Linked DNA regions of Homo sapiens: region 2 is linked to region 1. A link is an interaction called in ENCODE POLR2A ChIA-PET data of the cell type or tissue named here. Cell type or tissue: MCF 10A. All regions are shown on one strand. Each heading gives the region's core, and the rest is flanking DNA. Links, peaks and the distances in the headings are about the cores only. Region 1 has its middle 96 kb from the start of CBSLR. Region 2 overlaps LOC107985239 (a long non-coding RNA gene).

Region 1 (8,214 bases), core at 1,423-6,422:
TGGAGCTTGAGTGGTGGCTCTCCTGATGGGCAGCAGCCATCTTGTGTGGTTCTTATATTCTTAGGATGTAGGCTGAGGCTATTATCTTCCCCACAGTTTACTGATGGATGCATTTGAGTGATAGAGATTAAATAGCTTTCCCAGGAATAAAACAATGAGTCAGTGATAAATGTAAGAACCAAAGGCAGAATGCTTGGCTTCTTAGCTATCCATAAATAACTTAGATGTTGGTGCATTGGCAATATTCTTCTTCTATAATAAATCTCAGATAAACATAACAAACACTCTTCTAAGCACAAATGACAACCTTGTGATGATTCTAACACGGACTCTTGGGAGTGTTCCCTTTCTCTTCCCTCTTGCCCCCTGAAGCATACTCTTTCTCAATAGGCTCAGATGTTCAGCCCAACTGCTCTTCAGTCCAAACTCCCTTCTAAGCCAAGACCCTATGACTTTCTTTCTCTTCCCTGGTAATAAAGCAAGTCTTGGGCATCAGAGTTTCCTAAAGATTACTAAGCACTTAATGTGTTCCTGTACACTTTTTGAAGGTCTCTCTTATTACCTCTAACTTCCACATGTTTAATATCAAGTGCCTGGGGCCAGTATCAAGCCCTGGAACAATATCTCTTTGTTCTCCCTGTTTAAGCTTTCAAAATCCCACAAACTATGCCTTTCAGTTAATGTGTGTCCTAGTCAGATGCCTTGTCTGTCTCCTGGTGTAATCAGTTTGGTTATATCTGGACACTGGGTAATTCTGTGTGACAAGACAGGGGTGTTGCCTAAGGACTGGACAAGGCTTTCTCTTTAGCCATCTCACATGTGGTCTGAGAGGTTCAGTGTGAAGACCTTGGTGCTGTAAAACAAAACCATGTACAACAAATGCCTAAAATCTGTGCAGTCTGATGTCATGTTGCACAATAAATGTAAACACAACACACAAATGACTCTAATTAATATCAGCCTTCTGCAGTTAAACCAATGTGTGACTGTTTCCTCATTTTGTTAGTTTTCAAATATTCCTTTCTTCCATTTTTTTAACAATTTAACTCAATTTTAATAAAATGTTTCCCAAGCATTATTTTGACCACATACCCAAATTTAAGTTGTGAACATTAACAGTGTCCATTATATAAACACACTTGAAGTTAAGGACTTAACAATTTTCTAACATTAGCCTCTTTTCTATACTGCTTTTCACATATGTGCCCATTAACAAATGGAATGTCTGTTACATGTATTGGTTTGTGAGTGTTTCTGGAAAACCACGGTGTGTGAAGACCAATTTCCATGCCGGCATTGCATGCATCCAAATATTAATAATGCACAGAGGCACAGAATTAGAGCAGTTAAGAGAGCAGATTCAAATGCTAACATGTCTCATTTCCCTTTTTATTGGTTGTTTTGCTTAGTACTTCTTAAAACAAAAATAAGAATCTAGTTTTCAAGTATTTCTTGCCACTTTTGAGTGAACACTTTCCCCTGCTGCCCAGAAGGTCATTTCTTGTCTCCCATACAAGACGCACGTGGTAACAGGGTTAAAAGCACTCTACATTTAGGAGGTCTTGGGTATTACCAGGGAGTTCCCAGTTCATTCTTTTCAAGGTCAAACTGTAAATAAATATCATCCTAAATCCAAATATATTCAAGGTTTTTCATGCTACCAGATTCTTCTAGTGCAGTGGCTCAGAGGCTGAGCTTTGGAATTTCTCTTATGGGTTGTTTGCATTCCCTCTCTGCCACTTTCTAGTTCTCTGACCTTGACTATGTGACAAAACTTGGCTCTATGACTTACTGGCTATATATCTAAGTTTTAGCTTCCCCATCTATAAAGTGGGGGTAATAATAGTACTCAGTAGGGTTACTGTGATTAAATGAGCTAAAACTGAAAAGGACTAAGTATAATCCATAATATAGTAAGTGCTCAATAAATGTTAGTGATTACTGGTAAGAATAAAATGCTAATTTCATGCTTTTCTTTATTATATGATGAGAGAAGTTGAGAAATGGCTGAATGAATTATCTGAATTGTGTGATATTTAGTTTTTTTTTCCTGCAGAGGTAACATTATGTTCTATAAATCCTCTAATGTAGTAGGTAGTATCTATTCTGAACAGGTCTCTCTGAATTAGGAGATTGGAAATGTCAGCAAATGATGTTCAAGTAGATTCAATTCTTTTTTGTGAGGGGGGTAGGGTTGGGGCAAGCATTTTCATGTGGATATAAGAGGGCTTCAAACCAAAATTTAAAATCTGGCCAACCACTGCTGTTTCCCCCAGAAGTTGTGGGAGAGAAATTTTATGAGAAATTTTATCCTCTATTCTAAATATTTTTTGAGGGGCGGGCCGGGGGGAGGGGAGATTCTTCCCAGAGGTGTTTCTTTGTTTTAGAACCAGCCATGTATGTGTTGTCTTGATACCTTGTGTATATCACCTCCCAGGCCACTTTCAAAACAGGAACCAGTGGAATTTTTGATGAACAGCTAAGTTCGGGTTATTTCTGAGAGGCATGTGGAGATAGACACGAAGCTTTCTTGATGCTGCAGGAGGAACTTAAAACAAAAGTCTTGGATGCCTCGCAGAAGGCTGTGCCCTAAGCAGAGAAAGGAAATCTTTCTTCTAAATTGCACCAATTGTTTTCAATCTTCTTTTACTTTTACCTTCCCACACACTAAGTCTATCAGTTCTGCCAGTCTGATGTCTAAAAATAGTTGCTATAGGGATATTTGCGTTTGATAAAATGCCACGGGGTCCTTGAGGCTAATTGGCAGGTTGAATTATTTCATGATCAATCCTTTAGATATTTGTTCTCAATTAAATTGACCATCTTAAAGTTTTTTTAAGGGAGCATGAGCAAATGTCAAGTTCAAAGTGCCGTATAAAAGCAAGAAGCAGATCTGAGGTGAAGAATCTGTAGGGTTAGTGTGGTCAGAGGGACACATTCATCACCTGCCTGTGGCTATGTCTACAGACAAAGAGAGGAGAATAGCAAGGTTGCTTGGGCAGAAATGAGAGCACTGAGGGAGCTGGGGTTAACCCAGGTTCACAGAGAGCCCACGGTCAGTAGTGGAGTTGGCGTGGAACCCAGCCCCACGGGCTTAACACGGTTATGTTATTTCTGTCTCCACTAAACTCCAGGAACTTACTAGAAGAACACAAGACATGCATACGTTAAGAACCAGAAAGCACAGTCAGTGGGTGTCACTGTGCTGCATGTGGGACACGGAAATGCAAAACAAGGCATTGAAGAGCATGGGAGTGGCAGGGCTCATCCCAGCCAGACAAGGAAGAAGTCAGGATTGTTCTGGCCTGTCATGCTGGCACTTGTCCTGGTGTCTTTCTTGATCCACCCTTCAGGCCCCAGGTGTCCCTATACTCTTTCCCTCCCATCCAAACCTGCTCTCAGAGAAAAGTCAGGAAGCCTTCAGTTGTTGCACAACCAAGGTGTGGCCTGGCTGGTTTCCACACAGCAGAGGTACTCTGTTCTGGGAATTTAGATGGGGAAAGATTCTTAAAAGTTTCTTCTTGCAAATATTTTCAAAATTAAGTCTTAATATTTTAAAAAGAAGCAATTAACAAGCAAACAAGAAGTCCCCAAATCCTCAAATGTTTACTCCATGAAATTTCCTCGGACCACTCCCCTGAGCTGTCAACCTTCTCTCTTTTTGTTGCCAGAGCTTTTTGTGTATACAGCTTTTGATATACATTATCATGTAATGACAGGGATATGTTCGGGACATGCATTATTAGGCAATTTTGTTGTTGTGAGAACAACATAGAGTGTCCTTACACTCTATGGTAAGGACACTCTCTGGTGGAATTTGTGTGTCTAAGCATAGAAAAGATTACAGTCTTATGGGACCACTGATGTATATGCAGTCCATTGTTGACCAAAACGTTGTGTGGCATGTGACCATACCTTTTTTCAAGTTCTCATCATATTTCATGCATTTATTCATTTATTTATTTATTTGAGATGAGTTTCACTCTTGTTGCCCAGGCTGGAGTGCAATGGCACAATCTTGGCTCACTGCAACCTCCGCCTCCTGGGTTCAAGCAATTTTCCTGACTCAGTCTCCCAAGTAGCTGGGATTACAGGCGCCCACCACCATGCCCAGCTAATTTTTGTATTTTTTTTAGTAGAGATGGGGTTTTACCATGTTGGACAGGCTGGTCCTAAACTCCTGACCTCAGGTAATCCACCTGCTTCAGCCTCCCAACTTGCTGGGATTACAGGCGTGAGCCACCATGCCCGGCGCAATTAATTATTGATAGCTCTGTCTGTTTTGAGACAGGGACTTCCCTTTATTCATGTTTGGTATATTTTTACTTGGGTAGATGCTCAATAAACTAAAAAAGGGAGAAAAGAATCTAAAACCATTAATGCTAAGGTGCAAGCCTGGCCAACAAGGTGAAACCCCCTCTCTACTAAAAATATAAAAACTTAGACAGGTGTGGTGGTGCGTGCCTTGAGATATTGCAGTTTCCCCAGATAACCTAAATCTACCACAATAGGAGGGAGTTTGAGTGAATAATGGCATATCTTTATACAAAGAATTTCTAATAAGGGAAATGCATATGTTATAGTAATAAGTAGAAACAGCTGATTGAGTTTAACATAATATGTAATAATGCATAGAAAGAAGGTCTAGAAGGAAATGAACCAAACTGTTGAAATCATGATTTCTAATTGTGAGCGTTATGAATGATTTTTATTTTCACCTCCTTAATTTTCTGTATTGTTCAAAGTTTCTAGAATGAACATGTATTCATATATAACACATAAGAAAATTTGGTTTCCCCCTCAAACAGTATCTCTCAGAAAAGGAGTTGCATTTGAGCTCTTCCAAAGTCCTTTGCACTATGGTGCGGTCGCCGACTTTTTTTGAAACACAAAGTGCTAGGTGGGTGGGGAGGACACATTAGCTTGAATTGACCCTAACAAATCATAAACTTTTAGATAATTATGGTTGTTTGCTTAAAAAAAAAGGACCATGGAGGGAGGAGGAAGAAAAGGAAAAAAATTAAAAATAAAAATAAAGGACCAGAAAGCATTAACATAAGTTTAACGAATCCCTTATTTGGGAACAGGCCTCCAAATTAATTTGCAAGTTCTAGATGTCATTGTAAACCGGCTTTCTGAAGGTCCCTTTACCAAGCAATGCTATAAGTGATTACATTGTGACAACCATAAATATACATTTGTAGGATGAATAGAACAAAAAATTATTTTAGTGTTTTGTAAATAGTACTTGTGGCTTGGGATGAAAATTGCAATGGCAGCATCATGGTTTAAAATAAAACAAATTAGATGGAAGAGAAGATTATGTCTGGAAAACTATCAGATGCCTAAAAACATGTCTCATGAAATGGAAGACACTTGTCACTAGACACACAGATGGCAACTTTAAATCAGACACCTTCATGGGATGGAAAAGTGGAAGAATATTTCTAAATTGAATTATTTTATACAATGTGACTTTAAATATGTATACTTAATTAAATTAATAAATTAAACATTGAAATTAGGTACATAACTATTTCATCTATCTTCCTAAAGGCTTATATTTGAGTTGGTCCACATTATTAAAAAATTTTTTTTCTCTTTGGGAAAGTAACCTTATGTTAGTGTTACTTTTTATTCCTGTATGCTTTTATAACAAGAGCAAAATCAAAAGCACAAACTTGCTATGCCTTCCAGGGAATCTTAAAATTTAATAGGAATTATGCTTTTATGTAAGCCATTAAACTGTAATGATGAAATCCCAGGCATCAGCTAGTGGATGGGGAAGGTATTTAGGGAGACAGTCTGGTCTCCGTGCCCTTAGAATCACTAACTTAGACAAGGCCATTTGCTTAGCCCTGAGTGAGGCTGGCTTTGTCGGGGAAGATTCCATCCAGGAACATTTCTTGGAGAAGTGACTTTGGAGCTCAATTTGCAAGTAGGAAGTGGACATATTAGAAAAGAAGGAATAAAAAGACATGTGAGTGACCTACTGCTGCTTTACAAACCACCCCAAAGCTTAAAGGCTTAAAACCACAGTCATTTATTCGTTACCATTCTTTGGCTTGGCAATTTGGGCAGAGCACAGCTAGGATGGCTCATTTCTACTCTGTATCTGTTTGCAGTTGTTGATGGGTTGGTCCATCATAGATGGCCTCTCTGTCCGCCTGGGACCTGGGGAGAGAGTCCTGTAATGGCTGGATGGCTGGGTCTCTTTCTCCATGTGGTACCTCTCATCCTTAACAAAGGACTTGTTCACAGACAGCATTATTCAAAGAAGGCGAAAGTGGAAGCTACAGGGCCTCTGGAAGCCAAACCTTGGTAGTCATATGATATTGCTTCTGCCATATCCTATTGCTCAAAACAAGTCACAAAATCAGCCCAGATCCCAGGGAGTGGGGAAATAGATTCTGCCTTTTGATGGGAAGAGCTTTAAAGAATTCGTGGCCAGATTTATCTCAACATAGGGCATTTCCAATGGGGAGAACAGCTTCTGGAAGGGAATAGAGGTAGGAATACATGAAAGTTGTAGTAGGAATTTTAGAGTCTAGCCTGATTTAAATAGAGGAGGCTTGTTGATGAGCAGCTTGAAATGAAACTGGGTATGCAGCCTAAGAGGCCCAAACACTGTAAACTTGGGACCAGGACTTTGAAGTAAGGGTTAGCAAAGCTCATTGTGGATCCCAGATCACAGCCTCAGAGTTCCTTTTAATTCATCTTCTGTATTGTACTGTATTGTATTGTATTGTATTGTATTGTATTGTATTGTATTGTATTGTATTGTATTGTATTGTATTGTAATTGTATTGTATTATTTATTGAGACGGAGTCTCACTCTGTTGCCCAGGCTGGAGTGCAGTGGTGCGATCTCGGCTAACTGCAACTTTTGCCTCCTGGGTTCAAGTGATTCTCCTGCCTCAGCCTCTCATGTAGCTGAGATTACAGGCATGCACCACCATGCCTAGATAATTTTTTGTAGTTTTAGTAGAGACGGGGTCTCACCATGTTGCCAGCCTGGTCTCAAACTCCTGATCTCAGGTGATCTGCCTGCCTCGGCTTCCCAAAGTGCTGGGATTACAGGTGTGAGCCACTGCACCCCGCCTGTTTTTATTTTTTAAACAATTTTTGCTTTGACATCTTGGAAGACTCTGTTTCAGTAAAGTATACCATATCCAGGAATGGATTTTATCAATGCCTTTGTGGACTTTCAGAAGACAGAAGAGCACAGAGGCAGGAAAGGACAGTGGTTACGTGCCTGAACTCTGGAGCCAGACAGACCTTGGTTCAAATCCTGTCTTCACCACTATGAAGCCACATAACATTTGGCAAGTCACATAACCTCTTTAAGCTTTGGTTTTCTCCAATGTAACATGGGACTAAAATTATACCTACTTCACAGGAATGGTTGTGAGGATAGATAGTACACTTAGGGATTTGTAAGCATTGAACATATAAGTGCTCAGTTAGTGTCACCTGTGATTATTACCTTTGGATTTTCCTTTTTCATCTGTAAAATGGGTTACTGCTGCTGGAATTCCTGGGTCTTATTCTTAAAATGGCTAATGAAATTCTACATCAAGGAATTTGAAAAGATTAAGGACTATGTCCCCTTTTGTTCTTATTGTTCCCTTAGTGTTCTTATGATCTGTATACAAAAAAGTCTGTTCCAAAGCTAATTGCTACTCTCTACTGAGAGAAGACCAACCTCACAGCAAGTTGCAGTGTTGATGTGTTAAAGAAAAAAATACATTTATTATCTAATTGAATATATTATATAAGATGAATTAGGATGTTGGAATGTGCTTAGTTTTAAGCATGCACCTTTTCCCTATTTAACAAATATTTTGAAATCTCCCACTGTGTTATATGCCCTATGCCAGGTATTAGAGATATAACGATAAATGAAATCAACATTGTTGCTCTCAAGAGCTGCTTTTAATACTCTGCATTAAATAAGGTCTCAGTAAAAATATACATGATTTTTCACCCCAGGGAATATTCATGAATAGATCACTTAAGTTTTTGTTCTCAATCCTGGGCCATTGTTCATATTAACTTAATGGAAGTAATTTGATATGTTTTGGGGAATAATCACAATTATTTTATAGACAATTCTAGAGCCAATCCTAAGTCTGGTCCACCTGTCTGGCAAGTAAAGTGAAAACTCTATTGTAGTAGTGTAGAGCTTCCCTAAGTCCCTCACCTGGGGAAAAA
Region 2 (8,214 bases), core at 1,033-6,032, 120 kb after region 1:
GTGAAAGTGAATCATCCTCACTACTTAGTGTTTTTAAAAAATAATCATTTACTTGTCTCAACCCTTACCATAGATTGTGTACCCTGGGTCTCAATAGTGTGCTTGGTTACAAACTGCTGCTTTGGAAAGATCTCTTAATTATGAAGTAAGATGGTTAGGTTTGGTGATTGCTAAGATTGCTTTTAGCTTTAACATTCTATGGTTTCCTCACATTGTGCCAGAAGGTCCCACATCATTGTGGTAGTGGACAACCAGGTTGCTTCTGAGAGACCTAGTGTTGTGGGTTGAATTGTGTCCCCCGACTCCAACAAAATATGTTCAAATCCTTACCACTGGTACCTGTGAATGTAATCTTACTTAGAAATAGTGTTTTTCAGATGTAATCAAGTTAAGATGTGGTCATACTGGATTATGGTAGACCTTAATTCAATGGCCAGTATCCTTATAAAAAGAGGGAAATTTGGACAGACACAAAGAGGGCACTATGTGACAATGGGGGCAGAGATTACAGTGATGCACCTGCAAGTCAAGGAACACCAAGAATTGCCAGCAACCACTAGAAGCTAGGAGACAGGCATAGAGCAGATTCTCTCTCAGAACTTCTAGGAGGAGCCTCTTGATCTGCTGACCTCTTGATTTTGGACTTCCAGCTTCCAGAACTTCAAGACAATAGATTTCTATTGTTTTAAGCTACCCAGTGTGTGATCATTTGTTATGGCAGCCCCAGGAAACTAATACACCTTGCAAACTTTGGGTTAGTTGATCCTGACCCATGTTTAAAGTTCTGTGTTCAGACACCCCTTTCATGTGCTCTGTAACAGGACGTGGCTCTCTAGCAGGCGTGTGCATGAAAATTCGAGCTCTGGAGCATCTTCTTCTGACTTCTCCCCATGGGAAGCCTCCAGTCTTTCTGGTCTTTCTGAGGCACTTGCTTTTCAGTTTTCTTCATAGTTGATTCCCATAGATTCTCGTGACCAGCTCCTACTGTGGTCCTTCTGTGGGAATTATTTCAAACCTAGACTGGAACTGAGGAGATATTTAGGAAACAATTCCTGACTCCCTTTAGCTGATGTAATTTTAATTTATAATTTTCATGTCAGAGTGATTACCATGAAATTATTTAAAAGAAAGACATTATCCAACAGTCTCATGACAGTGTCATTTTATGCTGATGGGGTAATTTGTCCCTTTAGAAACAATTATTTCTTGAATAATTACTTTGGGTACCAAGTGACAGGCTCAGACTATTTTGGGACTCTGTGGCCTTGCCTCATGACATGCATTTACCTTGAGGATAAGGCGTGTGGCAGGTATTGCCTGTGACTCATTGCTCTTCTGCAGTTTGCTGCACTGTTCCTGTCTTTAGCAGATAGCAGCATTTGACGATGATGGCTTGGAAGAATTGCTGCCAATATGATTCTTATGTAAGACTGGCATAGAGGAATGTCCTCGTTCCTTACTAAGCGTCTTTTTGCTCAAACCAGGTTTTTTTTTTTTTTTTTGGTTGACAGCCCAGGAAATTCACTAGATGTGGGGAAATATGAGTTAGCCAAGTATTACATTTGATCATTTTATGTAAGGCTTCCAACTTGAAGCTGCCTCACTTAAATTAATAAGGGTTAAAATAAAGTTATCTTTATTTATGATTCTGAAGATACAACTTTAACAAACTATATATTGATTTGTACTAAAAGGAGTAAAGAGACATGGATTATTTAAATCTATGTTAAAATATTTATGAAAACTTTCAAAATCTACAAAACCCAGTGCATTTTCAGGGTGACAACAAGTGCGCTAAAATAACATTCAATCTTCTTGATTCCACATTCCATCTTGTCCCCACCTTCTCCCAGACAGACCTACATTAAGAGTCTATTGTGTATCCCATCTCGCTTTTGGTGGCCTCTGTTCTAATGCCAAATTTTCCACAGATTCTCTGTTTCAAAACCCATAGCTAATCTCTGAGAGCCAGGTTTTCAATGTTTAAGAGCTGGAAATACTATTTTAGTAATATTGCATTTTGAATATCCAAAGTTCTGTGAAGACAAGGATGATATGCCCAATGCTTACTGTGCTGAACGAAGGTGCAAATGTTCCTCTTTACCAAAGCAGTCATTTGGCTGCATAGTGACATTTCGGTCAACAACAGACTGCATATAAGGTGGTGGTCCTATAAGATTATAGTAGAGCTGAAAAATTTTTCTCACCGAGTGACATCTTGATGATCCCAATACTCTGTAAACCTAGGCTAATGTACGTGTCTGTGTCTTAGTTTTTAACAAAAAAAGTTTTAAAAGTAACAAATAAAAATTAAAAAGTTCTAAATATGGAAAAAAAATGTATAGAGTGAGAATATAAAGAAAATATTTTTGTACCACTGACAATGGGTTTGTGTTTTAAACTAAGTGTTATTAAAACAGAGTCAAAAAGTTAAAAAATTTTAAATGTTTATAAAATAAAGTTATAGTAAGCTAAGTTTAATTTATTATTGAAGAAAGATTTTTTTTAATAAATTGAGTGTAGGCTAAGTATACCTTTTCATAAAGTCTACAGTAGTATACAGTAATGTCCTAGGCCTTCACATTCACTCGCTACTCACTCACTTACCCAGAGCAACTTCCTGCAAGCTCCATTCACAGTCAGTGCCCTATACAGGTGTGCCACTTTTAATCTTTTACACTGTATTTTATTATACCTTTTATATGTTTAGATATGTTTAGGTACACAAATACTTATCATTGTGTTACAGTTGCCTGCAGTAACTGTATGGTAACAGACCGTCTAGACTAGGTGTGTAGTGGGCTATATATACCCTTTGGGCTTGTGAAAATGCACTCTATGATGTTCACACAATGATGAAATGGCCTAACAATGCATTTCCCAGAACATATCCTTGTCGTTAAGTGGCACATGACTATAATTCTTATCTCCAGTTTATATGAAAAAATTAACATTCAGGTAGGTTAAATTAATTGCTCTCAAATATATAAAATAGCAGAAAAACAGGAAGATTGTTCTGTTCCAAAGGCCCCTGATTTCATATCAAGAGTTGATAGTTTGAGAACCTACTCTTAAAAGAAAAAAATTTTGGCCGAAATATTAGAATGTAATGCAATCCTACTAATTAATAAGTTTTATTTATTTTGGCAAATACACAATTTAATTACTTTACTAGCTGTTAGCTGCAAACTGCTTAGCTCCTTTGGAGTTTTTCAAATGTGCAGAAAACCTCAGGTGGAAGAGCCCAAAGCAAAACACACCGCTTTTTCCTGATAACGGCATTTTCCAGACGTCATTTTCCCAGCTGTCAGAGTGTGATAAAAGGCTTGGGTTTAAAAACTTGACCTAAGACTTACCTGGGTGTTGCCCAGCAGAAATATGGGTTTCATTAAATTAGCAACAGATCTGAAAGCCAGAATGAAAAAGCAAGCTAATTCCCAAAGTCAGTGTTTTGTCCCCATAACAACCTGCAGGTGTCTGAGGACCATAGAAATCAGCTTAATGTAATTTTTCCATTTTTCTCTGCTCAGGTTCTGAGATGGCAACTGCTGGTTTCATTTGTCTGGAGATTTCATCTTTCAGAGCTGTCAAGGATTTTAGTGGCTATAAGGAGAGAACTCTGATGATAAAGTTTATTGATTCATGACTGCATTCATATAAAACACTAAATGGAATTTTGAATGGCAAGAAACATGTTTTGTACATTCAATAAATGAGAATCTGTGTATCATGAAAATGGTAACACTTAGTATGATAATTTTCAGTTTATAAAGTGTTTTATTTAATTCTGACAATAATCCTGTAAGGTAGCTGAGTTGTTGAGTTATAGTAGCACTCAATGTATACCCTTCAACCCCTGCCACAAACACACAAATGCATGTTCAGTTTTCTTTCATATACAAAATATCCCATCTCCCCAAACCGTTACCCCATCTCATACTTTGTTCACTTCTAAAATTCCTGGAAAGGTGAAATGTTCCCATAACTGTCTTCAACTCATCACTACCACTCCATGAGATCTGGTCTAATCTTTGCCATTATAGAAAATCTCACTTAGTTACTAATAACTTCCTTGTTGCTAAATGTAGTGAAGTTTCCTCTATATGTATCATTCGAAGTTCTTGGTAGTTTTGCATTCTATTGATCAGCTCCTTCATTTTCCTATTTTTCTTTTAAGCGTTCCTTACTATGGCTTCCGTGACAATGCAGCTTTCTTCCCAGTACCGTGGCCATTCTCTCTCCAATATCTTTGTTAGCTCCTCCTTCCTTTCTTCTGGAAAATATATACAGGGCCTTGGGGGTGGGGTGAGGGGCTGGAGCAATAATTTTAGCTCTTTCTCTTCATCTTCCTCTCCCACGTTCTACAACAGCTATTCATTTTCTACCCTGTCCTCTTACCACTCAGTTGATGACTTTTTTCAGGTCTACAGGATCTGAATCTCATGGCTTTCTATCCACAAGAAATTGCACTCCAAATACATACCCTCTTATCTCCTCTCTTCCAGTTTATGAGGAAGAGGTGTGTCTTTTCTTGTTCAAGACCAAACCTTGTTCATGATCCTATCCCCTTCTGCCCTTTCTGGGAATAGAACCTTGTTCCATTGGGTATTTCCTCTCTATAAGATATTTTTAACCTAACCTTATTAGTTTGTTGTTTGTTTGGAGCCTCTGTACATACTCAGGTCTCTCCAATTCTTAAAAGTGATTGCCTTTACTCAGTGTTCTCTGTAAACACTATCCTATCTTTTTCTCTTTCAGCAAGGCCAAGCTTCGGCAAGGAAGAGTCTACAGATGCTCTATTTCCCCTCCTTTAACTCTTTCTTCGATTCAGGCTTTAACGCCAGCCTAGGGGCATCTAATTGCCTCACATCAACAAGGTTGCTTAATTTCTCAGCAGGAATTGATGCTGCCCTCTACACCCTTTTTTGTTTTAGAGACTTTGCACCTGTGGTTTCCATTAGCCACTGTCTCCTGGTTTCTGATTCTTTTTGCTTTGTTTCCATTTGGGCTCTCCTCCTTTCTCATTCACCAAATTGTTGTTCTTTTCCTGCTTCTTCACCCCCTCGTCTTCTGTCTTCCCCTCCTCCACCATTTTCTCTTTCCCCATTGATTCTTTCCATTCAGCTGCAAGTTTGAACCTCATTTGTATACCATGATATAAATGACAGATATTGTTCACATGCCAGACACTTCTGTAGGAGTATCGTTGGCCTTAACATCGTTGGCCTTAACTTCTTCTTTCTTGCTCATTCAGTAACATGTATTAGAAGGCAAGTGAGTGAGAATGGTTATTACAGGGGTCACCTTGAATCAGTTTTCATTTCTGAAAATAGTAAATAACTTGGAAACTTCAGTACTTTCGCCTTTATTAGAGACAGATTACTGGAGACACACCACACAATTGATTGGTGTACCTTAGTGTTTTATGACAACATGGTTGGAAAAGGCTGATATCTTAGGTCCAACGAAATTATTAAGTTGATTTGGATTTAATGGTGATTTTATAGTTATTTTTCCTGGAGAATTTTCAACCAAAAAATTTAATTCTTTTGATCCCCCTAGACTCATTCATTTATCTGTTTACTTTTTATCTTACCAATAGGTAAAATTCTTATTCTATAAATATTCTGGTTTGGAGGTTGCTGTTCTCAAATTTCTAGAATTAAGCAATGAGAAAAATCATTTGTCTGGGTCTTTATGGTTATATACAAGAGTCTTATATTACAAAAAATAGCTTTTTCATAATATAAGAATTATAATGAGAACAAAGATATTGTCACTCATGTATTAAAGAGACCCATCCAAGGATAAAGTCCCTGGGAAAGTAAGTTTCTGGAAGCTGGAGAGAATGAACTGGAGAGAATGAACTGAAAAGAATGCCACACATACCTTGAGATACTCTGTTAAGCTATGATATCTTGAAACATGGACAGGAAAAGATTAGAGATTTATGTGAATCAGGACAGCTTAAGTCTTGAAATATTTCCTATCTAGAAGACATCTTCTCACAGTGGTTTTTAGAGTAACTTTGAATTTCATGACCTCAGTGAGTATAAAATTTGAATGGAGAGAAAATACTGTTCTCTAGAGGTTGAAAACACACATATTCTTTCTTATTATTTTTATAATCATTTGAAACAAATACTTCAGTCATGATGAACTATTAAATCTGATTTTCATTTATTTTTAAGGCTCAGAAGGCCAAAGTTTAAACTAGAAGTTGATATTGAGCTGGCTCATATTTACAATTACTATCTATTTTCCCCTCTAGTGGTCCCTGTCTACTTCTATTTTTAGTTTACTTCAGCAAAACTGCTGCAACTCTGATAGCAAACATACCGCTTTATCCCAGCAACATGGATTAGAAGCTTTTTTAAAAGCAGGAACCATGGTGTATACTTCTATCCTTCAAGTGCTTTGCATACGATTGATGTGTAACAAATAATTTTGAGTTTTTGTCTCATCAATAAGTAAAACATTTATAGAAAATAAAGATGTTATTTTTTGTAAAGAAAAATAATTTATTTTCTTATTAACTAGAGACAATTTCTATCAACAGCCTAGTATAAACCAGAGATTGGCAAGCGTTTTCTTTCAACGGACAAAAATAATAAATATTTGAGGCTGTGTGGACACTGAGGTCTCTGTCGCAACCACTCAAGTCAGCTGTTGGGGCATGGAAGCAGCCACAGAAGACAGGAGATGATTAGAAACTGTGTGTGTGGCTGTGTGTCACCAATAAAGCTGTGTTTTCAAAATGGGCAGGTTAGAGTCTGCCTGTAAGCTGTAGTTTGCTGATTCCTGCAATACACTTTAACACCCACCCCCGACACACATATATGTGGTGGTTTTAAAGAATGATATCATTGTATTATATTGTAAAGGTAATTTAAAGCTTTGAAACAGGCTACAGAGATTCTAGATATTCCTTCCAATAGACTCTGGGGATTGTCTGTCCTAAACAACATGGATTTTCAATTGCCCCAAAGGGGACAAAAATTCGATCTGAGGGGCAGAAAAGAATCATAGTAATTATAATGGTTTGTAGCCCTCCAAAGTTCAACTCTATCCAACAAAATCCTTATATCTTAGTGTTTAATTTTGAGGGCACTAAGTAGGGGAGATTAGGTTAAGATATCCGAAAAAAATCTTCTTAGGAAGGCAATAATGAAGGAAACATTGAGAATCACTGCTATAGGGATGTGGACTTTGTCTTTCCTTGGGTTATTTTCCCATTCTGTAATTTATGAATTACTGACAAATTATTGAAAATGCAAGTACTTCTTGTCTCTAGACTTTCAAATGACTTCTGTCTGTTGGAAAGACAATCTCCCTCTTCATCCCCAGGAAAAAGCCAGTTTTGTGTTCATTTTAAATTTATTTCAACATTCATTTGCTCCATGTAAATTTCCAGTTCATTTATTTCTCCTTTGAATTGGTTGTAACATCTGCTTGTTTCCCTCATTTAATAACTAATAATGAGTTACATAGAAATTTTGACATATGTTTATTTTCTATCTGTATGAGCCTCATGGTTTTACCCACTTTTAAAATATAACAATTTCCACTGGTTTATAACAGTTCTTTTTTACTTGAAAATACATCAAAAATCTTCCCATGTCCTTATGGATTTTAAAGATTATAAATATTCCATTAAATGAATATACCACATTTTTAAAAATTTATCTTTTGTTGTTGGAAAACGATGAATCATTTTTTAATGAGCAAGAGTAAATCGCTCTCTTAACACACAAAATACGGGAAGTCATAAAATGTGCCAAAAGCCTCTTACTTAATTTTTTTTGGCATAGTGCTTGTTTGCTTTCAGTTCCACGTTGACTTTTCGAGAACATGGGCCAGTGGACATAAAGGCCAATGCTATTTTCATGGCTTTGTTTGTTGACAGAAGGTTACAGGTGTTGCTTCTGTGAATCTACAGATCATTTTGGGAAAGCACTAAGCCCTGGCCTCACCAGAGGTACACAGGAGGTTTAGGACATTGAGTACGCTTTGTTACTTTACTTGGCTCCAGGTTCCTGGTTGAGATTCTGGTTGGCTTGCAATTAATTGCAGGAACATGGAATGTCTACCGTTTGTCTAAGCCTTCCATTTTCCTTGACAGCTCCCCCTTTCTCTTTACCTGCTCAAGTGCACTGCTGATTACTTCCAGCCCTTAATATCAATGTTTCATATTCTTTAAGCCAAAATTTTAGA

Evidence for each region. Peaks named below come from ENCODE experiments on the same cell type or tissue, not always from the same donor. Only the 100,000 strongest peaks of a DNase experiment are listed, where the experiment ranks them.
Region 2: POLR2A ChIA-PET joins it to region 1 with 5 read pairs; 2 of 35 experiments call an interaction of 5 or more read pairs at or near these places.

The regions. Positions count from the first base shown.
Region 1 is chr1:185,409,588-185,417,801 of GRCh38, forward strand. No RefSeq gene overlaps it. Among named protein-coding and RNA genes, the nearest start is that of CBSLR, 96 kb to the left of the region's middle. In MCF 10A, for the core only: no CTCF peak of the experiment used is centred there; a DNase peak (open chromatin) is centred at 3,384.
Region 2 is chr1:185,527,114-185,535,327 of GRCh38, forward strand. All of the region lies in intron 1 of LOC107985239 (a long non-coding RNA gene), which reads left to right. Among named protein-coding and RNA genes, the nearest start is that of LINC01350, 97 kb to the right of the region's middle. RefSeq lists an enhancer at 4,573-5,232. In MCF 10A, for the core only: no CTCF peak of the experiment used is centred there; a DNase peak (open chromatin) is centred at 1,408.